Regions from separate parts of the Homo sapiens genome. Here region 2 is linked to region 1. Evidence: chromatin loops called from intact Hi-C (ENCODE). Cell type or tissue: heart right ventricle. All regions are shown on one strand. Links, peaks and the distances in the headings refer to the core of each region. The heading gives the core; the rest is flanking DNA.

Evidence for each region. A loop is a pair of places that touch in the nucleus more often than their neighbours do. Peaks named below come from ENCODE experiments on the same cell type or tissue, not always from the same donor. Only the 100,000 strongest peaks of a DNase experiment are listed, where the experiment ranks them.
Region 2: it touches region 1 in a loop (5-fold over the local background); 1 of 110 quality-filtered maps calls a loop at or near these places.

Annotation. Positions count from the first base shown.
Region 1 is chrX:103,322,217-103,337,679 of GRCh38, reverse strand. TCEAL7 (transcription elongation factor A like 7) reads right to left here and starts at 7,441. Exons shown (of 3, transcript NM_152278.5): 1 at 7,376-7,441; 2 at 6,640-6,757; 3 at 5,354-6,303. The coding sequence starts at 6,276. The coding sequence ends at 5,974. RefSeq lists an enhancer at 6,426-6,925. In heart right ventricle, for the core only: no CTCF peak of the experiment used is centred there; a DNase peak (open chromatin) is centred at 7,529; H3K4me3 peaks cover 1,561 bases; H3K27ac peaks cover 577 bases.
Region 2 is chrX:103,658,585-103,674,047 of GRCh38, reverse strand. No RefSeq gene overlaps it. Among named protein-coding and RNA genes, the nearest start is that of MORF4L2, 20 kb to the left of the region's middle. In heart right ventricle, for the core only: no CTCF peak of the experiment used is centred there; no DNase peak of the experiment used is centred there.

The DNA.
Region 1 (15,463 bases), core at 5,424-9,423:
CTTATTGAATGTCTATCTAGTTGTTCTGTTGTTGAGAATAGGATATTAATCTAACCCCACTTGAAGCAAGAAAAAAAGCATAAAAAAGAGAATAAGATATTGAAATTTCCGACTATTATTGTATAACCATCCATTTCTCCTTTCAATTTGTCAGTTTTTGTTTCGTGTAATTTGGGGCTCTGTTATTAGGCGCATATATGCTTAAAATTATAATATCCTCTTGATGGATTGACACTTTATCAATGTATAATGTTCTTCTTTATCTCTATAACAATTTTTATTTAAAGTCCATTTTGCCTGGTATTAGCATAGCCACTTCAGCTCTCTTTTGGTTTTTATTTACATGGAATATCTTTTCTCATTCTTTCACTGTCAAACAATTTGGTCTTTGAATCTAAAAAGAGTCGGTTTTAGACAGTGTAGAGTTGGATCATGCTTTTTCAAATTCTGTTCTGCCTATCTGCCTTCTAATTGGAGAGTTTAGTTCTAATAACCACGTTTTCTAGTTTCTGTATTTGATAACTGTGATATCTGGGACTTGTTGACCCTAAAGGGACTGCTCCTCCCAGGGTTAGCTAATTCCTAGCTATAGCAAACAACTCAGCTGTGAGCACCCCTTTCATTTGCAAACCAACCAATCCAGAACCCATACCACCAAATATCTCCTTTATCAGGCTCTCACTAATATCACACTAATTATCAGCACTAATCACAATAGGGCCAGGTAACAGACAGCTAGAAACAGCCTTTTATCCCTGAGCCATTGAAATGGTTCGAATTAGCCAATTCCAAACCTACCTATGCTGCCACACTTGTTTCTTCACACACACACACACACACACACACACACACACAAAAGCAAAACAAAACAAAAAAACAATAAAGCCTCTTGCCCTCATTTTTTTTTTTCTTCACTTGCTCTGCCCATGACTGACTCTGGTGCTTCCTCATGTGGCCCTGTGTGTTATGGTATACTTTCTGTTTCTAGGTATCTGTGATTATAAAAAGTCTTTCTTCATGACAGTCATTTTTGTGTCAGTATATCTTACCATATTTGATTAAAACAAATCCTGGGTACTTTTAAAACATTAATTCATTTACACTTAAAGTAATTATTGACAGGGAAGGATTTACTTCTGCCTTTTTGCTATTTGTTTTCTATGTATCTGCACCTTTTTGGTTCAATTCCCCATTACTGCACTTTTCTGTGGTTAATTGAATTTTTTTCTTGTGTACTTGTTTGATTCTGTTATTTCTTTTTTGCATATTTTTAAGTTTTTTTCTTTATTGGTTCCTCTGGGGAACACAATTAACATCTTCGTAGCACATTTTTCTTTTATATAACAATACCAATTTATTTTCAACACAAGAACTCTATTTTTTATAGCTCCATCCCCCCTTTATGTTGTTATTGTTACAAATAATATATTTTTACCAAGTGTGCATATTAACATAGTTTTATAATTATTGTTTTATGCATTTGTCTTTTAAATCATATAGGAAAAAAAGAGGAGTTATAAGCCATATATGCCATACTACTTGCTTTTATATTTTCCTGTGTAGCTACCTTACTGTTGTTCTTTATTTTCTCATATGACTTTGGCTTACATATCTTGTATCCCTTTATTTCAGCTTGGAAGTCTTGTAAGACTTGGCAGAGGTCAGTAAATACATATGCAAATGAATCTACCTTCTATGATATAAATGTACCTTAAATTATTCAATCAATTCCCCATTAATTAACATGAAATTATTTGTATGTTTTGCCACTAAAAGCAATGCTGCCTGCAATGAACATGCTTGTACACATACTTTTCTTTTTATAGATGAGATGCCTGAAAGTAAGGTTGCTTGGTCAAAAAGTATGTGTTCTTTTACATTTCCTAGCCTCCCTTGCACATATGTTGCAGCTATAGAATGTAACATAAGACACTTCTAAGGCTTATAAACAACCCCAGGTGATCCTTCTGCTATCCTTCTGGTAACTTTGGAAACCATGTATGCCATCTGGAATACCAGACTACAGGACAAATGCAGGTTAGATACCCAAAAAAGCAATAGAGCAGAGCCATGCATGAGAGACAATAACCCTCACTGAAATTATGACATGAAAGAATAATCAACTGTTTTTAAAATACAGATTGCATTTTTAAAAAATTAACTAAGCATAGTCTAGTCCATCCTAATATACTGATTTAAACACACTTCCAGTTTGGATCTCTTCTTTACAATTAAATACTTAACCAGTTTGATGGATATCCATTCAGAAATTTATATATCTCTGTTTTGCATTTTCACTAAAGGCTATCATAGAGAATCAACTGTCTTATTGCCTTTATTCAGCAATATTCCTGGAGATGCTTCAATATACGAATGTCATTCTTTTTAACTATTGTGTAGTTTTTCTTGGTATGGATGAACCACAGTTTGACTATTTTCCGATTGATACCTTAGTCTGTTTTTAATATTTTGGCTCTTACAAACAATGCCACAGTAAACATCATTTTTGCTTTCCCGTGCATATCTGTAAATATATCTCTACAGTAATTCAATGTAATGGAAGTGCTAGGTTGTATAGTTTGCACATATTTTACTGGTTTATCTTTTTCTTTTCCATTTCTAAAAGCTATTGGGATATTAGGGATATTTTCCCATTATCTGTCGTGGTATTACAAATATTTCTTCTCAGCCTATTTCTTCTCCTTGTACCTTTTATATTTTTTCCTTTATAACCTTCGGGTTTCTTTTTGCTTAAGAAGATAATCACTATCACGAGATTATAAAAATTGTTTTCTTGATTTTTATTGTGCTATTTCATTTTTGTTTCTCAGACTTTTTTATTTAATCCACTTTGGATACATTTTTGTGTATGCGGGGAGTAGGAATCTATGTTCATTTTTCTTTTGATTGAATAGTCCATAACGCTCAATTCTTAGGTTAATTTTTTTTGCAAATACACAAAAGCCTTAAGCAAATATGCATATAGCTATACATTTGCTCATAACTATGATTACTTTCTTAGGACAAATTCAAAGCAATAGAAGTTAGGTCCTAGAATATGAAAAATAGACAGCATTTCAACTTATTGTGAATAGAAGCACAAAAATGGATGCCATTATTTACTCTCTCATTCAGTATGAAAATGCCTACATCTGCAATAAAATTATCATAAGTAAACATTTGTTTGCCTATTTGGTAGTAATATCTTGTCATTTTTATTGTTTCTTTTTAGAATTGTCTTATTGCCTCCTAGGAAAGCTAAATAATGTTTATTCTCCAAATAGATTTATTTGGGTATCCTATTTATATGGGTACCCTACTTATGTCCTCTGCAGAATTTTTATGGTATGATACCCCCATTTTACTTTTTAGGAGCCCCTAATTATCAACTATTAACCAGTACGGTCTTTGATTATAAGAAGACTCCCTCTGTACAGCCCAGATGAAACAAAGTCTATGATGTTTATCAGGAAGTAGTGGAGACCATGATTTCATGGGAATCCCAAAATGAAGATTCCAGGGCCAAATGCACAGAGATTTTATCTCAGTGTGTTTGCACGTGTATGTGTGTATATGGAGAGATATGTGTTAGAATTTTACATTTTTGTTTAAAAGATGAGGTGTTGCTATGTTGCCCAGGCTGACATGCAGTGGCTATTCACAGGCATGATCATCGCACACTACAGCCTCAAACTCCTGGGCTCAAGTGATCCTTCTGCCTCAGCCTCCCCAGTAGCTGGGACTACAGGTGTGCACCAGCATGCCTGGCTAGAAATTTGCATTTTAGAAGCACTCCAGATGATTATAATGTAAGGAGATGACTTTTTGAGAGGGGCCAGCTATTTAACATTTGAATAATTTTATAGGCTGAATTTGGGGAATAATCCCTTTCTTACTGGGCTCCTTTTAAAAATATAGTTTCTAGAGGAGTTATTACCAACTTAATGTAATCAGAAGTAAAACTGGGCACTATAATTCTAAGTACACATTTATTAAATACCCACTGTATGTTAATTTATTAAATGCCCACTGTATGTTAATAAGATTAATAGATTAATAGAAGTATAATAAAAGATATGATGTCGTCTTTACTTTGAGATGCAAAATGTAAAAAATCCTGTTTAGAAATAATGCTTACATTTCTATACATTTACATATATATGCTTTGTAAGACTAATATATATATACTAATGTATATTAAGACTACATATTAATATATATACTTATATATGTAATGTAGACATTTATATATTATATATACTTACATATAATATGTAATATAGACATTTATATATTATATATACTAATATATATTAAGACTATATATATGCTTATATATTAGTCTTACAAAGCATATATATTAAGCTTAATATATATGTATTAGTATACATGTCTTACATAGCATATATATTTATATATGTATATGCACATATATATTTATATATGTATATGCACATACACATTTATGTGCATGTATACACACACACACACACACACACACACACACACATCTTAGTCTTATGAAGCATTTTTGCATGTTTCCAGGGAGAAAAAATGAAAAGCAGGGATTTGGTTTTAGATTTGTTTCCTATATCACATTGTGCAATTTACACATCTCCCAAGACTATTCTGAACACACTAAGTCAGGCCTGCCAGGAGCCTTCAGGAAGAGATTATCTCACAAGAGGACAAAGCCTCATTCCTTAGACTTAGAGCAGCAACTCTGAATACAGCATGATGCCTTTGACTTAAATTTATACCCTAGTCCAAATCCCAAGTGGACTCATCACATCTGACTCCTATGGAGAGGAAGGGTCTTGTGATTGAAAACAGATGGGGCTGTTTTACTAAGGGCTCTGAAAGACATTGTGGCCCAAGCAACCCTAGAGAAGTCCCACCTGTGTTAAATGTCACTATAAAGCACAGGAAGCTTTAGACGACAAGAGTCAGAGTTCAACCCACTGACGACTCCAGGGAATTCGGTTGGGTTTTGGCCCTGAATGACTGCAGTGCATCAGCAGCAGTGGGGCCAGCAGAGAGCACAGGGCCCAGCAGAAGAGGCAGCAGTGTTGGGCAGGTGTGGCAGGACCCAGGGGAGGAGACAGGGCTCAATAACAGAGGACTGATAGGGAAGCCCCCACCTCTGCCTACTGGACTTGTTCCGGAGTACAAGTTGAATCATGCCAGGCCCTCTCTGAAGTTATTGGTGTATTCTATAGTGGGTTGGGATTCTGTATGCACAGTGGGGAACAAGATCCCACTGAGCACAGCTGGTTACTGCCTCATTTCCTTCCCACAGCAGCCCTGTGAGGCAAATATTTTCCCTATGAAAAGACTGAGTCTTAAACGTGTGTATCTGTAATAATTACCAGTTTATTACTCTGGCTAAGAGATCCAGAGGTAATTGGAGGTTTACATTTCATTTTTACGCTTCTGTTATTGAGAGTTTATTAAGTGTTTCATTGCCTTCCAAAGGCGATTGACAAGTTCTTTTACTGTCTACTTTAGGGTTTTTTGTGACACAAGTAATATACACACATAAACATATATTCATTTTTTGGCAAGTGAGAAGATGCAGATAGGCAAAAAGAAAAAAAAAGAGATCACACAGAGATTCACTGTTAACCTTTGGTGTATAATAAAATCAGACACTTTCCTTTGCATTATGTCACATAGAAATGTACAAATAAAGTGTACATATATACACACATATATGTATACACTGTTTTGCAACTCGTTATTTTCACTTTGCAATATACAATGAGCATTTTTCCATGCAAATGAATGAGACCTCTTATTAAATGAATAAGATTGGGTCAAAAGATGAGATGTTGACAAGAGTCATATGTAAATCTCAGCAACATCGAATGACTGGAGTAAAACGATAGCAAATATTTATCAAGAAAGTGCAGACAAACAGAAAGCAGTGGCAACATTAATAACAGAAAATAATTGAATTGTCAGAGAAATTAATTAAATGGGATAAGGACGGTCCCGAGAATGCCTATGGTTAGAATGCAGAGCCCTAAATTTCTTTCTCAGACCCCTTATCTCTTCCAAACACCTTTCCATCTCATCTCCCTCCCTTGTCATTTCTTCATCTTTAAAATGCCTATAGTCTATGTCCTCTTTAAATTCTTCGAGAGACTGAAGCAGCCTCTGTCTAAAATTCCCTTCTGTTTGCTGGCGTTCAAATTCTCCATACGGGCGTTTTTCCTCCCTCTTTGGCACGCTGCACTTTGGCTTTCCTTCGTTTTCTTTGCAGGGTTTTTGCATGATGTTGTTGTTGTTTCCTGCTTAACTCTAGGGAGAAAATGTAAAGACAAATTGCTTCATTACTTTTGAATCACGATTGTCAGTTTCTCTCTGAGGCAAGATACTTTCCCATCTCTGCCCCACAGGTCCAGACCTCATAAGTCTGCGGCAGTTCCCTCCACCCTCTCATCTCCCCCTTTTCTCCCCTCCCACCTCAGGAACCCACCGTTTCCCCAGCAGACAAAGCTAATGGCCTCTCCAATAGGCAGGAGAGGCGGAGCAGAAAAGGAGATGGACTGCGAAGCCGCAAATTTCGCCTAGCTTTTGCCCCTTCCCGACTCCTATCCTCAGAGATCTCAGTCTAAGTGCCTCTCTCATACTGACCTGTGCGGGGTAGTTTCCTGCTCCTTTTCTTCCCCCAGATGTCTGTGAACACAGATCCTGGGACCTCCAAACAAAAAGGAAGGGGCGGGGAGGAAGGAGCTATCTGTGGATCAACCAGCTCCAGAGACAAGACAGACGTTATTATTTTGAACCTGGGATTCTCATCATCACCGTCATCGCCCCCCGGATTTCTACCTCCTGGCCCCTCCTTCCTGTCTGTATCCTTTCCTTCAGGATTTCCGTTTCCACTCCCCACTCCTCACCCTCAGGCCTGGGCCTTGCAAGGCCCGCGTCTCCCTCCTTCGCCCCGTCCCGCGCCCCACCCCACCACCACAGGCCGGCATTGAGTGAGGTGAACTATTTTCAAATGATCTCTAAATTTCTGTTGTCTCCATCCCGGGATTTCAGCCTTTCTCCACACACCAACACATACCCCAGGCCTAAAATTTTCTCTTAACAAAATTGGAGAAAGATGAGGAGAAGGATAAAAAGAAAGCATGCCAGGGTGAGAGAAGCCGATTATTTCAAAGCTGTCACTAAATCTCTAGGTGTCTCTCAAAAGATTTCGACCTACCCCCTTGCTTCCCCCTGCAAAAGATACAATTATCTCCGACGATTTTGCAGCGGTTTTGGGAAAGCAAGTCTGGACCTATTCCAGTCATTAGATTCACCCACTACTGACCCCGGGGGTCCAGTGGTTCCTTCACTCCAACCTGCTGGGATTTAAGGAATTTACCTCTTCCTTCCCTTGGCCACAAGCACGCACGGCACGCTTGTCTGCAGGGCAGTAAGGAGCTGGTACCCAGAGGAGAAAGAAGCCCGGGAATATAAGGACTTCGGTTCACGTCAGCTCCTGATCACGTGAGGATTATGTCATCCCCCATCTCTGGTCCCCACTTTCCCCTCCCACCAGCAGCGCTGCAGAAGTGGACCGGCTTACCAACCTCCCACCCCACACCACACCAGGCCCTGTCACTCATTTTTGTCTTTGCTAATTCCAGAGGTCAAAAGTGGCGCCTTCTCCCTGTGGTCAGAATTTGCCTTTCTCTGATTACCAGGGAGGGGCTGCATTTTCCCAAAGTTATATTAACCATTGTTACTTTTTTTGTGGTTGTGCTGAGAGGGAGGATTACTTATCCTTTTCTAAGCTACAAGAAAAGAAAAGTGGCAGTCTCCTCCATCCAATCGCCTCTCAGCCACTAATAGCCATCATTTCCCTTGGAGTCCAATCCTTGAAACCAGATTGGAGGGAATGGGGTGAATTAGGAAAGGAGGTAATGATTTGGATTGTGCTTCTTACTTTTGTTTTGATAATTTCTTATTCTTTTCCAATTTTTCCATAAACTTATTATATACTTTTAATAATCAGAAATATGATAAAGATATGTACATTTGGAAAAAGATTCCAGATAGGAGGATAAAAAGGCCAGCCACCTGTTTCTGCTGCTGAAGTCATAATATAAATATAGACCCTTTAGGCAGACATATTTTTTGAAGTTTAAGATGTACAGGTCAGTTGGAACCTACTCTTTTGAGGGGCTCCCGGGCATGTGAGGTCCTTCCATTAGGTGAGTCACTGAGACCATAATCCTACAGCACCTTGCCCTTAGATTTCCAGATCGCAACTGTAAGTCACAAATTTTAACTAGTTTGAGCTCAGTATCATGCCCTCTTTCTTCCAGTTTATACCATACACATAACCCTTTTTTCTTCAATACTGTACCCCTAATATCCCAACTTTTTTCAACACTCTCATTCAGAAAAGAATAGTTTTTCATTTTCCCTAGACATCTCCATCCTATTTATGTTTTCCATGACCTTATTTAGCCATACTGATGTATTGAAAGCTACTTGTAGTACTAACAAAAATTAGTCACATTTAGCCACCCAACACACTAAACTTTTTGTTGCTAAGGATTTGGGTACTTGTCTAAGTAGATTTGCTCTTGATTTGTTAGCTTGAAATATATGCAATAGAAAGGGAGATGTGTAAACTTCTCATAAGTTGTTTTTAGGAAGATTGCAGCTCATTATGAATATAAAGTTACCACTAATCAGTTTGATATAAATGACTCCAGAAAAAAGTTCAGTGGTCAGAAAAAAGTCTTAAAAACAGTAGAGCATCATTGTCACAGTTATTAAGGAATGACTAGTTGTGATAGAGGCAAAAAATTCGTTTGTGGGGAGAAAAATTCCTGAATCCTCTGTGAACAGCTTTTCATGCAGATGGTTAGACTCAGAGTTATAAAATGGCTGAAGGATTCGGGTGTTGAAGACTTTGCATATTAGTAAGAAGAATGGCATTGGACAAATCCTAGTTTGAATTAATTGTACTTACTTAGCTTTTGTATAAACTTGAATGTAAAACTTGGATACTGCAACTTCTCTGTGCTTCATCTATAAAATGAGGCTAATAGTTTGAAGTATCTCACAGAGTTTTCAGGACTAAATTACATATTTAATATGTGTAAAACATTTAATACATGACTGACAAGTACCAAGGCAGCCTGAAGCCTAAATATGTGGGGGCAGGTCTGGCACCAGGGATGGGGGAGGTGGGTGAAGCTGAAGCCTGCAGCCCAGGGGGTCAGTTTGGCAGTGGGGCAGGCCTAGACACTGAGTTTTTAGAGCAGGCCTGGAGCCTGGGGCTGTGGGATCCAGACTAGTGCTAAAGCAGGCCTGGAGGCTCAGTCTGCAGGTACTGGCCTAGAGTCTGGGACCATGGGGGCGGGTCCAGTGCTGGGTATTACTGGGATGGGCCTAGTGTTGGGATCCAAGAAAAAGTCTGGTGTTCACTTCCTTCTCCTTCCCCCAAGTGGATGGTACCTCCAAGCTGTGCAGCCTGGGGTTCAGGAAGGGGTGATGTGGGTAATGTAAAACTTTCCTTCCTATCCTTTTCAATGTGTTTTTTTCTTATTTCTGTTCTATACCCAGGTGCTGTAATCTGCCAACTGGTTTCCTTAGCTCTTGCGAAATTATTTTTGTGCCCAGATAGTTGTTCAGATTATGTTTCTGTGGGAGGATGAGTGCAGGAAAGTCCTGTTCTGCCATTTTGCTGACATCTAGCTCCTCACATCTCAATTAATTTTTAATAAGGCATGAAAAAAGGGTAAAAAGGAACAATAATAAGATGGGACATCTGCAAGCAAATAGCAAAATACTAGTTTTAAATCCAATTGTATTAATCATTACATCAAACATTAATTGCCTAAGCATGCCCGCTAAAAAAGAAGAGTGTAGTGGTTGACTTTGGGTGTCAGCTTGACTAGATTAAGGGTTACTCAGATAGCTGTTAAAGCATTATTTATTCTCAGTGCTTCAGTGGGCACTGAGCCAGTCTCTCTTCTGCTCAAAGGGAAACCTAGGTGATTTTGCTTTCGATTAAAATGATTGGGCTTCCTCAGGTGTGTCTGTGAGGGTATTTCCAGAGGAGATTTACATGTGAATTGGTGGATTGAGTGGGGGAAGAGGGCAGCCTCAATGTGAGTGGGCACCATCTAACCGGCTGAAGGACCAATGGAACAAAAAGGTGGAGGAAAGGTGAATTTTCACCATTTCTCTACTGGAGTTAGGAAAATCTTCTTCTGCTGCCCATGGACATCATAACTCCAGGTTCTCTGGCCTTTGAACTCCAGGAACTACACCAGCAGCCACCCCCCACAACCCTCACCATACACCCAACCTGGGGCTCTCAGACCTTTGGCCTCAGACTGATAATTACACCATTGGATTCCATGGTTCTGAGGTCTTTGGAATTGGATTGAGCCACACTATCAGCCTTCCTCACTCTCCGGCTTGCAGACAGACTATTGTAGGACTTCTCAGCCTCCATAATTAAGTGAGCCAATTCCCCTAATAAATCCCTTTTCATATATTTCTTTATGTATTCTACCAGTTCTGTCTTTCTGAGGAACACTGACTAAAACAGAGAGATTGACAGATTGGGTAAAAATGCCAAACCACTTGTTTGCTTTTTATAAGAAACAGGCTTTTCTTTTCTTTTCTTTTTTTAACTTTTATTTTAGGTTCATGAGTATACATACAGGTTTTTTTTTTTTGTTTGTTTTTTGTTTTTTGTTTTGAGACGGAGTCTCGCTCTGTTGCCCAGGCTGGAGTGCAGTGGCACGATCTCAGCTCACTGCAAGCTCCGCCTCCCGGGTTCACGCCATTCTCCTGCCTCAGCCCCTCGAGTAGCTGGGACTACAGGCTCCCGCCACCACGCCCAGCTAATTTTTTGTATTTTTAGTAGAGACGGGGCTTCACCGTGTTAGCCAGGATGGTCTCTATCTCTTGACCTCATGATCCGCCTGCCTCGGCCTCCCAAAGTGCTGGGATTACAGGCGTGAGCCACCGCACCCAGCCACATACAGGCTTTTTATATAGGTAAATTGCATGTCATGGGGGTTTGGTGTATAGATTGTTTTGTCACCCAGGTTAATAAGCATAGTACCCAATAGGTAGTTTTTTCTATCCTCACTCTCCTGCCACCCTCCACCCTCAAGTAGGCCCTGGTGTCTGTTGTTCCTTTCTTTGTGTTCATATGTATTCAATGTTTAGCTCCTACTTATAAGCAAGAATGTGTGGTATTTGGTTTTATGCAGAAACACATTTACAGACACACATTGGTTAATAGTAAAAGAATGAAAAAAGAAATAGTATGGAAACACAAATCATAAGAAAGATGGAATGGTTAGATTAATATCAGCACAGTAGATTTCAGAGCAAGAAATGTCCATGGACAGATGAATGAATAAATAAAGCATGGTATATACATACAATGGGATATTATACAGCCTTAAAAAGAAAGTAAATTCTGATACATGCTACAACATCGACAAACCTTGAAGACATTATGTTAAGTGAAATAAGCCAGGCAGAAAAGGATTGATATTTTACGTTTCCACTTATATGAGGTACCTAGAGTAGTCAAATTCATAGAGACAGAAAGTAGAACAGCAGTTGCCAGAGGCTAGGGGAAGCAAAAAAATGGGGAGTTACTATTTAACGGGCACAAAGTTTCAGTTTGGGAAGATGAAAAAGTTCTGGAGATGAACAGTAGTGATGGTTGCACAACAATTTGAGTGTACTTAATGCCATTGAACCATACACTTAAACATGGTTAAAATGGTAAATTTTAAGTTGTGTATATTTTACCACAATAAAAGCATATTTTATAAAAATGAATGGGAAACCTTTGGATTAAAAGAGAATTAAGAGACATATCAAGCAAGGGTAATGTGTGTTAGATCCTAACTGAAACAAATGTAACAAAAGAAACCATGATAATTTATGGAACAAGTGAAAATTTGAACACTGAATAGATATTTGATATTAAGGAGTTATTTTTAGGTGTAATAATGATATTGTGGCTAAATTTAAAAAGGGCTTATCTTTTAGATATACATACTGATACATCAACAGATGAAAATATATGCTATTTGGAATTTGCTTTGAAATAATATGGTAGGAAAGAAGTGGGTGGGAATAAAAACAGGTTGACCATAAATTGAAAATTGTTACAGCATAAAGGTGGATACAGTCAGGTTTTGTTTTATTTTTCTAAACTACTTTTGAATATATTTCAGATATAACTGACAAAAAACTAGTATCCAGAAAAAAATGTTCTGTTGAGAGTATAAATGATGCAATCACTTTGGAAAGCATTTTGGCATTATCTATTAAAAGTGAAGATACGGATACCTATAACCCAGCAATCCAACTTCTAATAAATACCCATTAGAGATGTATATGAATGTTAATGGAAACATTATTTGTAAATAACCAAAAATTTGAAAATAATATCCATAAAGATGAGAATGAATAAATATGTTATATTCATGAAATGATACAGTAAATGGCAATGAGAATGAACTAGATCTATACATAAAAACATGGATGGGCATAACTCACATAATTTGAGTACTATAAAGACTAAATAAATAAAAACAGTATGATTAAATTTACTTAAAGTTAAACTGCAGGCAAAAATAAATGGTTGGAAGGGCATTTATAGGTGGTAAAACTCTAAAGAACAACAAGGAAATAATGACTGTAAAAGTTAGGATAACGGTTACCTCTGGGAAGAAGGTAGTATTTTGTAATTAGTAAAAAAAATCACCTGATGGGTTACAGGTGCTTGCAAAGTTCTATTTCTTGACCTGAGTTTGGTTATATGTTACCTGGATGTTTGTTTTATAATTATTTATTTATGATTACTGCATTTTTTAATAGATGTGTTACAGCTCACAATTTAGCAGTAAAGACATGCTGTCGAGATAATTGGTTAATACTTTAGGATAATATAAATTTTCCCGATCCTAAAAAGACATCTGAATGAATTAAACATTTAGATGTTAAAAATTTGAAACAATAATAAGCTAAGAATAAATAATAAAAGAAAGATTAACTTACTGATAAGGCAAGAAAATGTATTGAAAAATTAGAATGTATGAATATGAAAATACAAGTTTTATGTGGGTGTGGATGAATAGGAAGTTCTCTATACTGTTATTGGGGGTAGAAAATGATGTTATAATTCTGAAAGCAAATCTAGCACATCTAAGGATTTACCTAAGGAACTAATAGGGAAGATCCTAAAATACAGTGGTATAAGGTGGCAAAAATATATTGAGTACCTGATCTTTGCACGAGCTTTGTTGGTGAAAAGCAAGCTTACTTTAAAAAAGGAAAAAGAAAAACTAAAAACAACCAAAATGTTCATCTATAGCCAATAAAATGTAGTTAACCATATAATAGAATATTATGTAGCCATTTAAAAAGATCAGGTATATCTAACATGTCTAATGTAAAATATTGCCAAGATACATTGTTCATGGTAAAAAGAATATAAAATAATATGAAAATAATACCAGATACATAAAAATATGTACTACCCTGTCAAACATGTTTATCCCTGGGTAATGAAATTTGACAAATGATAGGTCCTTACACCTATGGAACTCAATGAAAGGCGATCACAATAATTGATTGTATGTCCACTGATCTGTGTCAGTTTTGAGTGGATGGGTAGGTGGGAAGGATACCCATGAGGACATGGTATTTGCCATCTAGAGACCTCTGAAAAACCTCAGCTTTGGTGGTTTTCTGCTATGTGCCAAGCATAGGCTAGGTGCGTAAGCCAGTGCACTATCCCATGTAACCCCTCATCAGCCTATAAGGTAAAGATTCTTTTCTACATTTAACACATGAGAAATCTGATGCTTGTCTATGGTTACACAACAGATCATCTGCCTGTGTTGTCTCCTCCATGCCCATTTGGCTCAGTTATTAACCAGTTCCTGTGGGATTTATACCTGGGCTTCTTAGCAGCTCCTGGTGATTATCAACTATGTAAGAAAATAGATGCTGAGTGAGTTAGTACCCATGGGTAACTCAAAGTGTGCAGGATACTGACACAATTTGAAATGCAATGTTTACAATTTTTAAAATATGAATATTTAAAACAAATATTTTTAAAAGGTGGCCACTGAAGCCATTTGGAGTATTAGGGGAAGGGGGCAGAGGGGCTCTCTTGTCTATGGTTTTCACAACTAGATGTCTGAATTAGTCAAGGTTCTGCAGAGAAATAAAACCAATAGGGTGTGTGTGTGTGCATAGGCTCATGGAATAGATTCATGCAATTATGGAGACTGACAAGCCCAAAATCTGCAGGGTAGGCAGGCAGCCTGCAGACCCAAGGAGTGTTGATGTTGCAGTGCCAGTCTGAAGGCTGTTTGCCAGCAGAATCCCCTCTTGCTCAGGAGAGGTCAGTCTTTAGTTCTATTAAGGCCTTCAGCTGATTGGATGAGGCCTGCGCACATTATACAGAGCAATCTGCTTTACTCAAAGTCCACAAATTTAAATGTTAATCTCATCCAGAAAACACCCTCACAGAAACATCCAGAATAATGTTTCAGCCAATAGTAGGGCTTACCACTTCAAAGGAACAAATAGGAAAAGATAACTTATTTTGTTAGCTTAACGTTTTAAATTCAAGTTAATCATGAAAGCTTTTTTCCTCTGTAACCAGAGTGCGCTTTCATGCTATCTGGACTCACTTGAATAGGACTTACAGAGTATGTTCTCTGAATACCAAAAATGTACTTAATTAAAAAACAGAAACATTAAATATCTAGAAAAAGCCACAAATATTGTAAATAACCCATAGGTTAAATAAATAAATTACAGACAAAATAGAAATATTTCAAACTCAACGATAGCATATCAAATTTTGGAGATGCTGTTAAAATGGTGTTTAGGGAGAAATTTGTAATTTTAAATGCTTATATTAGAAAAAAAGAGAGGTCTAACATCGATTATCTAAATTTTTATGTACAAAAGCTAGAGAATAAAAGGATATTAAACCCAAAGTAAATAGAATAAAACAAATGAATATAGAAATATGTCATTATTTATGGATATTTTTGAGGAGACTTAATACCATATTGTTAAGATGTCAGTTCTCCTTTCCCAAGTGATCTTCAGATTAAATGCAATCACAATCAAAATCCAAGCAGGAGGGCCGGGCGTGGTTGCTCATGCCTGTAATCCCAGCACTTTGGGAGGCTGAGGCAGGCAGATCACTTGAGGTCAGGAGTTCAAGACCAGCCTGGCCAATAATGGTGAAACCTCATCATACAAATCCTACGGAAACTATTCCAAAAGTAGAGGGGGGACTACTTCCAAACTCATTCTACAAAGTCAGTGTTACCTTGGTATCAAAACCAGACAAAAGACACATCAGAAAAAAAAAAAAAGAAAACTACAAGCCAATATCTTTGATGAATATTGATACAAATAAACTTTAACAAAATACTAGCAAACC
Region 2 (15,463 bases), core at 7,102-11,101, 330 kb before region 1:
TTTTGCATTACATTTTATTCCAAAGTACATTCCAAACGAATTAAAGATTTACATTTGATAAGTGAAACCATAGATTGTTTGCTTAAAATGAAGGATATTTTATCATCTTGGCTCAGATGACCTTTCTAAATATTAGATTATTGACAGGATGCCTACAGGAAAAGGTGGATAGATTTTAATACATAAATACTTTAAATAACTTTATTATAAAACAACATGAAGGGAATTATTAGGTATGCAACACAGTAGAATAGTCAAACACATAAATACAAATTGTTAATATCTTTAAAATTTAAAAAGAGACAAGGGAGATAGGCCATAGATGCACATAGGCTAGTTTTGAAAAGAACTGCAAATTGCAAGTAAACAGGTTCATTTTCCTTAGACATAAATACTTAAAATAATGAAGTATTTTCTATCACTGTTGTCATCCTCCTTGCAATAGGTGCTAGTAAGTTATTGAACATGCTTTTAGGTGTCAATATATTGTCAAGAGTAGCAGAAACCAGGCTACGTTGTAGGCTGGCTGCATTGTGACCATCACACCATCATGTGATGACTAGACCCATCAGGTGTCAATTATTCTTCCCCAAATTCTGTAGTGGGAGAGTGGCAGGAGAAAGGATCAATGTAAAGAAGAAAGGAGGTTTTATAATTATATGCAGCCCATTGATTACTGAACCTAATTATCAGATCTCTCTAACACTGGTACTTAGCATGTAGAAGTTGCTCATTAAATGTGTATTCAATGAAGACTACTTAGACTTTGCGTCTTAGTGAATACTTCATTTAAGTAGGCAAATCCCTGGTGTCAGATGGCTGAAATGATTCAAATTTTGCATTAGTGAATGATGGGTGACCAGATGGGCAGGCTTGGGGCCTCTCATCCTCATACTCTGTGGAATCTAGGGCCTAGCCAACTAATTGAATTCTTGACTCCTATCCCATTAAGAAGACAGTTGTAAAATAGCCCACGATACTCATGAAAACATTCCAAAAGAAAATAAGGATTTGTTAATGAAATTTTGAATAGGAGGCCTACCAAACAGATATGGATCTTAGTTCACACCCTTGAGCATATAAGAAATGTCACATTTTCAAAGCGCCTTTAAATGAACATAAATATGACTCTGATATCCAAACCCTAGCATGCTAGTGGGAAATCCACATCACTTATTACTGGGGATTCCTCATCTCCATTAGTTGTACAGGCATTCTATGGTCTTATCTAGCACCAAAGCCTGAGGAGATCCCTGCTGTCTTCAGCTGTCTGTCCACACTGGTTAGGGATGAGGTGCTCATTTACTGAACTGGCATGGTATCTTCAGTTCCTTTGTCCCTGCTGCTTCTATCCAACCCTCTGGGTAGTGGAATGTTTGCCAAGACTAGGCAACCAGCTTCCCCCGGCCCATCACAGAGTCTTCTTTGGGTCCTGATATGAAGAAATGCTCATGTCTCTGCCACTGAAAGGAAGTATAGACCCTGACCTCTATTCTCTTGCTGCCCTAAAATGCCCTCCATTCCCATCCAGGGACATCTGGCTTGATTTCATCAATGAATATAATCCTTTTCAGAATATATGGGCTGGGCACAGTAGCTCGTGCCTGTAATCCCAGCACTTTGGGAAGTCGCAGGAGGATTGCTTGAGGCTAGGAGTTCAAGACAAGCCTGAGCAACATAGCAAGACCCAATTTCTACAAAAAAAAAAAAAAAATTAGCTAATGTGTGCCTGTAGTCCCAGCTACTTGGGAGGCTGAGGTGGGAGGATCCCTTGACCCCAGGAGTTTGAGTCTGCAGTGAGCCATGATTGTACCACTGTAGTCCAACCTGAGTGACAGGGCAAGACCCTGTCTAAAGAAAAAAAAAAAAATCACCGGCTTCAAGCAGCTTCTACTTCCAGATCTGCCACAAATCTCCCTCTCTTGGATCTCTGCTGGAAATGAGAGGAGAGAAAAATATAAGAACACAATATACATGTTAATATATATTTCTCTTTCTTTTTTTAGAGATGGTGGGGTCTCACTCTGTCACCCAGGCTAGAGTGCAGTGGTGCCACTATAGCTCGCTGCAACTTCGAACTCCTGGGATCAAGGGATCCTCCTGCCTCAGCCTCTCAAGTAGCTGGAGCTAAAGATGTATGCCACCAAGGCTGGCTAATTTTTTTGTTGCTGTTGTTTTGTAGATGGGGGTCTTACTATGTTGCCCAGGCTGATCTCAAACTCCTGGCCTCAAGCGATCCACCTCAGCCTCCTACGTAGCTGGTAACATTTCAAAAACTGATAATTTAATATGTCCCAGTTAAACATATAGGTAGTTTCTTTTATTTTGGATGATTTCTTCTTGTTAATTGTTTCATTAAAAAAAATCTTAGGAATATTCAGGAAAGTCATAAAGTACTTTATTAGATCCAAAACTGGGCCATCCTATTGATTTAAAAAAGGGGGCAGTTATCATAAGTGGACACATGGACACAAATTCACACATGGACTCTGTTGATTTTGCAAGTTTCTCTATTTTAACACTATAGAGATGATGTCGCTTTATCTATCCAGACATCTAGATGGCTTCCCTTCTAAAACTGAAGGGCAGTTTAAAGAGTATATTTACCCCCATGACATTCAGTGCCTAGCTAACAAGGTGGGTCCATAACAAATAGCTATTATAACTGTTATTTATTATTGTTATCAATGTCTTCATCATCAACATAAATAAGCCTGTTTTCATTCAGGAGAATGTATGTGGATTGGTACGGAAGCATGTTGTGAAATAAATTGCATGACACTCATGAAACACCTGAAAAGGAAAGTAGTTAGTAAATGTAAGGTTTGTCTTGCTTACAGCAAGTTTTTGACACAGAATAAATGTTCAAAAATTACAATTCTCTTTCCTTCCTCCCTTTCCAAAAGGAAAGGGTAAAGAATATATTCCCAAGATCTGTAGTTCTCAGCCTGAGGTCCCCAGAAGATACCATTAAGAATTGAGGAGCTCTCTTCTCTTTCCATCTTGTCTCTTCTTTCTTTCTTCCTTTTTTTCTTCCTAATTCATTATGGAGGTAATACTTAGCTGAACTTTTTCTAGAATCAAATGAGATAATATATTTAAAAGTGTATTATTAACTATGAATTGTAATAATAATGATTAATAGTTAGCTTGCTTATACAAATGCCAATAATCAGAAGTTGTATATATATATGTATTTAAGTTGTATATATATTTTTGTATATATATTTGTATATAAGTTGTGTGTGTGTGTGTGTGTGTATATATATATATATATCTCCAAAATGTAAAAAATATGTATAAGGAACAGGATAGAAGTTGGAGATACTCTAAATTTTGTTTAAAAAATATAAAGTTAGATAAATAATTTAGAAAAATCTGCCAGATGTGGTGGTGTGCACCTGTGATCCCAGCTGCTTGGGAGGCTGAGGCAGGAGGCTCTCTTGAGCCCACCAGTTTGAGTACAGCCTTGGCAACATAGCAAAACCACAACTTAAAAAAAAGAAAAAAAAAAGAGGCCAGGCGCGATGGCTCACGCCTGTAACCCCAGCACTTTGGGAGGCCAAGGAGGGTGGATCACCTGAGGTCAGGAATTCGAGACCAGCCTGGCCAATATGGCAAAACCCTATCTCTACTAAAAATACAAAAACTAGCCCGGTATGGTGGCATGTGCTTGTAATTCCAGCTACTAGGGAGGCTGAGGCAGGAGAATTGCTGGAACCCAGGAGGTGGAGGTTGCAGTGAGCTGAGATCACACCACTGCACTCCAGCCTGGGCAACACAGCAAGACTCCATCAAAAAAAAAAACAGAAAACAATCTTAGGATAAGCACTACAAGATTAAAAATGGAACATGTGTCTTAAGCCATTTTGTGCTACTATAACAGAATACCACAGACGACTGGATAATTCATAAATAGAGATGTATTTCTTATGTTTCTGGAGGCTGGGAGGTCCAATATCAAGGTGCTATCATCTGGTGAGGGCCTTCATCCCATGGTGGAAGCAGAAGGTCAAAAGAGCAGGGGGTGGGGAAGAAGGCAGCAGAACTCATCCTTTTATCAGGAACCCACTCTTGAGATAACAAACCTACTCCCACAGTAACAGTGTGAATCCATTCATGAGGGAAGAGCCCCATGACCTAATCACCTCTTAAAGGTCCCACCTCTCAACATTCTTGCATTGGAGATTAAGTTTCCAACACATGAGCTTTGGGGGACACATTAAAGCCATGACAATGTGTAAATTCCAAAACTCCAAAGAAAACTCCATTGGTCTAACGAGGCAGGAAAGGAGGGGAGGGAAACATGCAAATAAAAATACATGGTAAATAGAAAACACAAAGTAAAAAGGTAGAAATATATCTATAATAGATCAGTAATAATAAATATATGTGGATTAAACTCACATATTAAAAGAAAACCTCAGATTGTTTTTTTTTTATAAGACACAGAATCTAGTTTCATGCCTTTTCTCAGAGGCACACTTAGAATTATCCAGAAAAGTTCAAAATAAAAGGATGGAAAAAATATACCAGGCAAATACTAAGCAAAAGAAAGCTGGTGTAGCAAAATTAATGCAAAAACAGTAGTAGTATTCATCCACAGGAGTTTGGCACATCACAAACAACGCACCAAGCAAATGTAGTCAGTATATTGAACAAGAACTACTGGTGAAATACAATCAAAATGCAACTTTACTTTTGTCTCTAATATTGTACTTTTAAAATTACATTTCTCTCAGGCCCCATGGCTTTCCTGCCACCTTACAGTCACTTTAAATCACAAATTGAGCCTGAATTCAGTGATTAGAACACGAAGTTCCAAATAATAAAGGGCCACTGAACTTGATTTAGAGTTAGACCTTCTCTGCTCGCCTAGCACCAACTTCAGGTGACCTCCCATATTTGAGCAAAGGGATGCACTGAGTTTCTTCTCTTTGCCCATCTTCCTTCCCCAGCTTGCTAATTTTGACTTCAGGCCTGTCCGCGGTTAGAGTGAAGGGAAAGAGTAAGGGGGAAAGGAACAGAAAATTATTGTCTGGTTATATAGTAAGTTGGCTTTACTCTCTACGGATCTAGCTGTTTAAAGGGGACTCTCATCAGAGGCTCCCTTACTGCTACCTCTGTATCAAAAATGAAACATGCAGCCGGGCGCGGTGGCTCATGCCTGTATCCCAGCACTTTGGGAGGCTGAGGTAGGCGGATCACAAGGTCAGGAAATTGAGACCATCGTGGCTAACACGGTGAAACCCCGTCTCTACTAAAAATACAAAAAAAAAAAAAATTAACCGGGCGTGGTGGCGAGCACCTGTAGTCCCAGCTACTCGGGAGGCTGAGGCAGGAGAATGGCGTGAACCTGGGAGGTGGAGGTTGCCAAGATCGCGCCACTGCACTCCAGCCTGGGTGAGAGTGTGAGACTCAGTCTCAAAAAAAAAAAAAAAAAAAAAAAAAGAAACATGCTATTGCTGTTTCTCCTTCAGCTCTGAGTTTTTCAGCTGTCCATTCCATAGGGTTTTTTCAGCTGGAATCTGTAGCACCCCCAAACAGCTCTCTTTGAGAGCAGCTTGCTCTCCTTCGTGGCCCACTTCTTGTACATGGGAAACACCTATCTGTCTTTTGCCCCCAACAAACTGGAAATGCGGACAGATCACAATACAGTTACCACTCCCACCATCACCACAGCCACATTCTCTAGCCAGGAAGATTTTTCAGTCTGGAGGTAGATCACATTCCACTGTGCCTTCCAACTCCAGGAGACACATATCAAGCTTTAGGGGGTCCAGTTGAATCCATGGAGTGAAAAGGAAAGCACCTCAACTCTTCCAACTTGGAAGCTCATCCCAAAGAAATCTTCCTCGCAAAACTTCCTTTTTCATATCTCCTCTCTTGACCCTTTTAATCCTCCTTGTGGGTTTTAGAGCCGCTTGGTTATTTCCTTTGGAAACCTGGCTTTGATTTCATATCTGTTATATGTTAATGCCTAAGAGGAAACTTTTAATTTAACATTCTGTCATGGAAATTTAAACCAACTAGTCCCTGAGTCCTGGAAGATCACAGTATAACATTAGAATTTTTTTTTAAGGTAGAGTGGGGGAGAGTGTGGGTTTTGGAGTGTGACAGACCTGGGTTTGAATCCAAGCTCTCAAACTTACTAGATTTAGGGCCTTGGAATATATACTCAACCTCTGAGTTCCATTTACTTCTTTGTTTAGGGAAGATACGGCTGCCTACCTTGGTAGAAAACAATTCTGCCTGCCTACAGAATTATGAGAATTAAAGAGAGAACCAACTTAAAACATGAAACACTTCATCTGGCCCATAGTGGACACTCAAACAAATATTAGTTCCCTTCCTATTCTGCTTCCTCCCTTCCTTGAAAGTTATGCCTTTGACATTCTTTACTTTATAAAGAACATTTGCAAAGGTAATAACAAGAAGGGGAAAACGCAGGTATGATCTTCAGTGCCATTTCTGTATTCCAGAATGAGCTGTCTGATGGATCCTACAGGAAAAGGAACAATATCATCATACCATTTTCATTTTGGGAGTTACACATCCAGTGAAGTTGAAAGTAGGGGGCAACAATAATCAAGCTATTTAACTGTTTCATGTGTTTTCCTGAAACTTAATTTTAGCTTATAGGTTAAAAATCAATAAAGCATATGTACTTAGAGCTCCAGAACTTTAGAATGAGAGTTCCAGTGCCAAACCCTTTAATAGCTACTGGGCCTGGTGAGATCTTTCCCCCTTCTCTGACTTCACCTATCAGAGATGGAAAAAAAACCCACAACAACAACAACAACAACAACAACAAAAAACAGCTGATATTTATTACTTACTATGTGTTGACATTAAATGGACTATGTAATAATTTATGTAAACCTCACAACAACCCTAAGAGGAAGTAATGGAATTATCCCCATTTTACAAGAGGCACAGAGGCCAAGGACACACAGCTAAGAGTGGCAGATCTGGGATTTGAACCCAGTTAGTGACTACTCTTGACAGCTGTTAGCTACTGTACTATCCTGGCTCTCTGAAAAGGAGCAGGTTTTGAGAAATGTGAAACATGAGATCTCATTTGTGAAAGCACCATGATTGTATAACAGGCCTACCTAAAAGCTGATGTCAAAACAAGATTAGACATAAATAGATTTACTGGGGAAACACAATAGATAAAGGGAGAAAGAGCAAGAGAAGATGGGGAGAGCCTTTAGACTGTGATCCACATGTCACATCTGTGAAAGCAGAGGGAAGGAAGAAGAATTAGGTAGAAAGAGTCCCAGACTTCAGTTCATTTGAGAAGCTATGGACCAGGCCAATGGGGAGTACAAGCAAAGATTAAAAGTCTCCCATTGAGCAGAAATGGCATGGCTCTAGTGGCTCAGCTGTGCTAAGTCATGGTGTGGGAGCAGTCTGGGAAAAGTGTGTCCTTAGCACGAATCATGAATGTAAGGGTAGACTGACTCAGTGACTGCTTCCTTGCTGTCCACTTACCTTCTGCTGACTCAACCCTGAAAATTTTGCAAAGACCCTGAGCCTGATCCCTTCTATGCTGCCCCACCAGAGGGGCTCACACTCTTTTGCACTGTCTCCTAAGAGCAGGGGGATCCTGGTTAGCACAGAGCTCTCTCTCCAAGGTTCTGGCTGTTCCGTGCTTTCTGCTCTGGAATTGGCCAGATAAGTCACTGCTTGGATATGCGATTGACATACCAGCCTTCTGTGTGGGTAGGCAGGTGGTGAGGGGCCCACAGAAGCAGGCTCTGGATGCTGCTGACCCTCCACCACCAATGCCTTAAAAAGCATCTTCATACCAATTCACAGCTTGACTGTCCTGGCTCCCAAGTCATGAGCTGGGCCTGCAGTGCATGGGGATTTTCAGATAGAAAGTGACACCCCCTTTCTCCTGAGTTGTAGGACCACATGTCTTTGCAAGTTCCCTTTATCTGGGGTCTTCTGTATTTCTGGGTTTGGGATGACTGAGGCATCAGATGCACTGCACCAGGCAGACACAGAGCTAAAGTCCTTGCAGAACCAACCAAACAGGCCAGGGCACATCAAAGCCCTTCTGGGAGTCTGAGCAAGGTGGGTGGGAGACGGATGGGTGAGGTTTTGTGTGCCCCAGTCTTCTTGGGGGCTAACTGGACTCTGAGAGAAGGGTCAGCCCCTTCTGCTTCAACCTCAAGTTACCTGGTCAGATCTGTTCAGACATCTGCTTGCTCAAAGACTATCCCAATGAATGTTTCCTGCCAGGACACTTTGGGGCTTTATCTCCTCCCCTACAAAATGTTCCCCAAAAGAGAGAGGGGAAAGGAGGGAAAGGCAAAGTGTTCTGACCTGCAATAGGGCAGTCGGTTCTCCTCCTCCAGGTGTGTCTGTGCAGGGCAGCTTGGCCATTAGCCTAAAAGGGCCCTGTGCCTGCTGCAGGCAGAGAAACAAAAGTCAGACCCACCCCAGAGGGGAATGTGGCCTGAGTGAGCCCTTCCACCTCCTGCCTAAGCACCACCACTCTTAGCGTTAGGGGGATGGATTTATCCTCTCTTATAAAACTAATTCCAGTGAGCCTGGAACCTGATCTCACTCCAGACAGAATTCCAGTTTGACTAACACCCATCACACTGCCACTGGCCTTGAAGAATGGTCTGGAGACATGAAGAGCTCCCAAAATGGCATCACAGAGAAAACCAAAAGCAAGGTCACATTCGTTCTTGCTTTGCTCCATAGAAGCTTAATTTTCTTATATTACATTTACTACTTTTTCTTCAGAACTTTTAATTTTTTGTTTCGCTTTAGTACTTTAGAAAGGCATTCTCCCCTTGAATTCTTATGAATATTTTATTATAGTTTCTTTTTCTCACTTTACACCCACCCTACACAGAAAACTATACTTTCTAATCCCCTGTCCCCTCTATCCCCTTGCTATGAGGTGAGACCATATGATAGTTTTAGCTAATCAGCTGTGAACCGCAGTAACATGTTAGTTCTAGACTAACCTATAGTGGGATGAGAGATTCCCATTACTCTCTCCCCCTGCCATAGTGATCAGTGATGTTCCAGGCTGTAGAGCTTCTGTCAGCCTGAGGTCCTGAGAGACTGGGGACCAGGGCCCTTTCACCCCACACCTTCACCAACACATGTTCGGCATTTATTGTGAGCTAGAAATAAACGTTTGCTGTGTTAAGCTGCTGAGATATTTTTTTCCCCAAAAGGGAATGAGGAGGCAGGGCAGGAGTGTAGAGAATGCAGTTTCAGAAGGGCACCCGCCCCCACCCACCACTCTCATGCCCACCTTCAGGCATCCGGGGTGCATACCTCTTTTTCTATGTTTCGCTCAAAACTCCCACATCCTCTGCAATAGGAAGCTAATACCCATGCAGGGTTTCTGCTCATCTCCCCAGCATTCCCCACTGCCCACCATTTTCTGAATCAAAATGGGCAGGGGGCGTGGCTGTGGGAACTGCAGTACAAGACCCGCTGCGGTGTCCGTTTTCCATTCCAGAGGTTTGCAGGTGATTCCTACCCTCACACCGACTTGGCGGGGGGCCAGGACATTTTTCTCCTCTCCTTTCCCTAAGCGAGAAGCCAGCTTGCTTTCAATACAATAGGGGCACGGTACCCAAACCTGACCGCCATCCCCATCCCAGATCCCTCCCCCAAGCCCACCATTTTTTTTCCCCTAAAATAAATCGGAGTAGGGGCCGGAAAGGGGTATAGGCAATGTAGTCTTGCATGCGCTATGATCTTCTCCTTCGCCTTCAGATAGCCTTTAATCATTCGAACCTTTTCAGATCCGCAGCCAACAGTAGTCTTCTCCTTTTCTGTTTAGCAGCAAGAAGCGCTCCCGCCTGCCTCTAAGGCAATAGGGAGATGGTGCTCAGGATGGAAAGAGAACTCAGACTACATACTGACTTCAATTCACTTCAGCCCTTTGTCCAGTGAGGCCCGTGTGTTAACAGTGAGCTCGGATCCCTAATTAATCCTCCCAACAGCACTTCAGCAGAAGCCGGGTTGCCCATCCCCAGCCCAACCTAACAATCCGAAAGGGTATCATCTTCCTGGAGTATTTATTCGCCTTTCTCAGATTATCAGGGAGGATCAGCCTTTTAGAGTTAATCGATCCTGTCTTCTTTTTTCCTCTCCTGTCTCTAAATTCTCCAACTCCCGTCCGCCAAGACCCTAAAGTCTAGCAGTTCCCTGGCAGTTCTGTCCAGACGCTGAAATGGGGCTCAGGAAACAAGACTGGGAGTGAGAGTGAGAGAGGTTTTCACCAATTCTTTTCAATATTTATTTGTATGTTCTGTTCCTTATAGTTATTATCTTTACTATTATTACTAACAGCCTACATCCTGTTTGTCACTAGAAAATAGAAAAGAGCTATTTATTTTCAGATGGGAAGCAGGAGGTAGATTCAAGTATGCATGTGGGTAAATAACCCAGCCAACTGTTTTTGCTGCTCAATGGTAATACAAATATAGATACTCTAGGCGCCACTATTTTGGATGTTTGAAATGTACAGAGCAGCTGGAGGCTCCCCTTATGAGGGGCCACTATGTTGTGTGAGGCTTTTCCATGAAGTCAGACACCGAGGTCCCATAATCCCGTAGTACTGAGGACACCTTGGATTTTCAGATTTCAGTAGCTGGTCATAATGTTGTGGTCTTTACAAATGATATTAATTCAACTTCCACAATTGCTATATTTCCCAGTTCTCAACCACATCCACATCCCTATTAACCCTTTGCAATTCCAACTCAGAAGCTCCTACTTTTTATGACCTCAGGGACAGATTCGGGTTGTGGGTAATGAAATTTATAATTCGGAGGACTCTAAGAAAAAGAATATTAAAAAGTATGAGCATTTCAAGCAACTATGTACAAAAGTCAACATTTACTTATTATGAGAAATCACAACAAATTACAAAATTGAACAGCTGACATATTTTTTAAAAATTTCCAGAAAAATAACATTGTCTTAATTAACTGCCTGGCATACCTCTACAGTGATTTTTTTTTTCCCTACAATTTTTGGCTACGAATTCTTTGATCTTTTCTTCTTATGACATTTTTGTAATAACATATTTTCTTTTTTTTTGTAATAACATATTTTCTAGAAAAAAAAGATACTCCAATCTTTCCTTTGGCATAGTCAATTTTAAAATTATTATTGATAAAAGTTTCAGCTTTACAACTTATCATTGGCGATGGATGAATTTTTAGTTTTGTCAAATTTGTGGAAACTGCTGTCAACCTCTGTCAAGTTTAAGAATTCAGAACACTTCAAGTTTTCTTGTGCAGATACTAATCTTTATACTCAATAGCATACACAAATCAGTGTAATGTTAATGTCCTCATTGTAGTGGTATATTTTGTGTTTTATGGTATTTTAGTCAGTGTCAGTATTTCATGCCAATTCATTCACGAAATTAATATGAACTAATGTAGATGTGATTGGACAAAGCCACAGGCATGGTTAGTGTAAAAAAAAAAGGCCAATAGTCAATTTTTGATTAATCATATGATACTTACTTATTGGGCAGCAGTGGGAACTAAGACTAAAAAAATCAGGTAGGAAATAGGAAATAGTATCAAATGCTGCCAGGAGGCCGATGACAGACCACTATGCTTTTAAAGTGAGGTCTAAGATTTTTCAATGGTTTACTAAGCATATGAAAGACAATAGAGTATAGTGTTAGGCTCATTATCATTAGAGTCTGACAACCCTCGTTTGACTCTTAGAGCTTCCACCTGCTACCTTGAGAAATCTCACTGGTAATTGCTTAATTATACATGAGATTAAGAAACAAATGAGTAAATTATCCAACTAAAATCAAACTAAATGTAATTCCAATCAACTTTCCTCTTAGCTTGCTCTCTAACATGCTGGCATCCATCTCATCACCAAGAAGAGGAGGGGTAATTGGAGTAGAAAGAAACAGTAGTCTTTTTTCTTTTTTATTTCACTCAGATTAGTAAAACCTTCTTGTAGGAGCTCCAAGAATTTTATTTACTTTGAGCGTCTTGCCTTAGACGGTTTTTAAAACACAAATGTCATCCTAGACCTGTCATGCCCACCAATGTGCCAGGTCAGTTTACCATTGCCATGGCAACACCTGGAAGTTACCACCCTTTTTCTAGAAATATCTGCATAATCTGCCCATTAATTTTCATATAATTAAAAGTGAGTATAAACATTACTGTAAAAATTACTGAGCTGCTACTGTGGGCACACTGCCTATGGAGTATTCCTGCTCTGCAAGGAGTAGTACCTATGCTGTACTATGTCAGAATCTTTGTTGCTAGGGACTCAAGTACTATATTTTCAAAAACATGCACAGATGATTCTGCTAAGCATACCTTGTAATGAACTGTATAACAGACTTTATAAATTCTATTCTTGCCATCCTCTGAGGAGTAATTATTTTTCTTTCCAACTTTTATTTTAGGTTCAAGGGGTACATGTACACATTTGTTATATGGGTAAATTCCATGTCATGAGGGTTTGGTGTACAGATTATATCATCACTCAGGTAATGAGTTTAGTACCTGATAGGTAGTTTTTAAATCCTCTCCCTCCTTCCACACCCCACCCTCAGGTAGGCCCTGGTGTCTATTGTTTCTTTCTTTGCGTCCATGTATACTCATTGTTTAGCTCCCACTTATAAGTGAGAACATGCATTATCTGGTTTTCTAATTTGCTTAGGATAATGGCCTCTAGCTCTATCCATGTTGCTGCAAAGGACATGAACTTCTTTTTTATGACTGCATAGTATTCCGTAGTGTATATGTCTCACATTTTTTTTTATTCAGTCACCTCTAATGAGCACCTAGGTTGATTCCATATCTTTGCTATTGTGAACAGTGCTATGATAAACATATGCATACATGTGTCTTTATGGTAGAATGATTTATATTCCTTTGGGTATATACCCAGTAATGGGATTGCTGGGTCGAATGGTAGTGTTGTTTAAGTTCTTTGAGAAGTCTCCAAACTGCTTTCCACAATGGCTGAACTAATTTACATTCCCACCAGCAGTGTATGAGTGTTCCCTTTTCTCAGCAACCTTGCCAGCATGTTATTTTTTGATTTTTTAATTATAACTATTCTGACTGGTATAAGATGGTATCTCGTTGTCTTTTTCATTTGCATTTCCCTCATGATTAGTGATGTTGAGAAGCTCATGTCCTTTGCAGCAACATGGATAGACCTAGAGGCCATTATCCTAAGCATCCTGAACTAGGAGGTAGGACTTGACTCTGGAGGTGGGGCTCAGACACTGGACCAAATTGAGGACTAGCTAAAACAGGGACAGGGTGGAAGTAGCTTTCCATAAGAGATGCCCACCAATGTGCCATGTCAGTTTACCAATGCCATGGGAACACCTGGAGGTTACCACCCTTTTTCTGGAAATATCTGCATAATCTGCCCCTCAATTTGCATATAATTAAAAGTGAGTATAAACATTACTGTAAAAATTACTGAGCTGCTACTGTGGGCACACTGCCTATGGAGTATTCCTGCTCTACAAGGAGTAGTACCTATGCTGCTCCTGTATGCTGCCACTTCAATGAAAGTTGCTGTCTAACACCACTGGCTTACCAAGAACTTTCCCTGGCTAAGCCCCAGTTTTGGGGCTCAACTGCCCTGCATCATTTGGCAACCAATGAAGGGATAAAGGCAGTGAAAATGGCAGCAATGGATGGAGAGGTGAGATGGCAAGACAACAGAGTTGGTGGCAATCAGTAATCAGCTGAGAGGTGGTAATTGGTGAGAGACAATGACAAGAGATGGCAGTCAGTGAGACAAGTGGAGAAATGGCGAGAGATGGAGAAGCTGCAAGAGCTATAACACTAAAGCTGTAACAATAAAGAGCTGCTAACACTACAGAGCTATAACACTAACCAAAGGCTCTTTTCAGAGATATCATTTTCCCTGGCAGATGGTGGACCTGAGCAGATGAGCCAGTGGTCATAGTGCTGCTGTCTCATGTGAGACCCACCATTCTGACCAGCAGGCTGGTGGGTTACTGGTCCATTCCAGCCCCCATGTGGCAGCCAAGCCCACCTGTATTAGTCTGTTCTCACATTGCTATAAAGAACTACCTGAGACTCAGTAATTTATAAAGAAAAGAGGATTAATTGACTCACAGTTCCACAGGTTGTACAGGAACCATGGCTGGGGAGGCCTCCGGAAACTTACAATCATGGCAGAAGGCAAAGGGGAAAAAAAGCACATCTTCACATGGCCAGGAGGAGAGAGAGAGAGAGAGAGAAAGAGAGAGAAAGAGAGAGAGAAAGAAAGAAGGAAAGAAAGAAAGAAAGAAAGAAAGAAAGAAGGAAAGAAAGAAAGAAAGAAAGAGAAAGAAAGAAAGGAAGAAAGAAAGAGCGAGGTACACACTTTCAAACAACCAGATCTCATGAGAACTCACTCACTATCATGACATCATCCAATCACCTCCCACCAGGACCCTCCCCCAACATTGAGGATTATAATTCAGCATGAGATTTGGGTGGTGACACAGAGCCAAATCATATCACCATCCAAGCTGAGGAAACCTGGAGAGACCTTCACCCGGGTCCCACATAGAACATTGGTCATCATGATTTTGGCTACTGTGCATGAATGAGTGTTCCCTCCACCCTCTCCCACAATATTAGGTAAGCTGGGGAATAAAAGCCTTTGGCTATGTGTTCAGTTAAAAGTCGCCCATTGTTTGATTGCCCTGAAACACGTCCTTGTCACCCCTTCCCCTAGTCTTTTCTCTTATGACTTCATTTTGTTGCTCCACCAGTTGTTTTATTTTCATTTCTGCAATGTGTGTTTTGTTTGCACTCTTATGTTTGCTTTGATTTTCTGATAACTGTATATGGGCATTTGTTTAAGGCAGGACACTTGGTTGTGAGAGGCTCCCTATTGTGTTGACTCTGGGAAACCAGAGTCACATTGTTCTGTGACCCCAACTTGGGTTTGGGTTCACTGTTGGCCACCCCCTGGATGGATGCCCCTGGCATTTGGTGATGGGACCCTCACTGGCTGAAACTCTGGTACTCTGGGTTTTCAGCATTTGCATTTTCAGCTGCCTTCCAGATGCTCTGGGGTTTTCAGCATTGACATTCCCTCTAGGATTGTGGGTTATAATCCCTCGCCCTAGGGGAATAGTGATCTTGCCTTTTTCTGCCCTGAAGTTAGAAGTTATTATTTCCCTAATAGGCAGTCACAGACTCCTTCTTGTGTGCTGACTTGAGCAACTGTCTTGCTCAAACCTCTCTAAGCTGAAGGAACAGGGAGTTCCTAGGCTCCTGGCCTGACAGACAACCACCTACAACGGTAGAAAAGTGGTTGCCTGAACATTTATTTTGGTGTCTCCGCTGCTGGATAGGTTCTCCAGCAAGTCAATACCTCTGAGGTGTCCCCTTGGGTAATACTGTTTCCCTCTTCCCCTCCTCCCTTCCCATTCACCATTTGT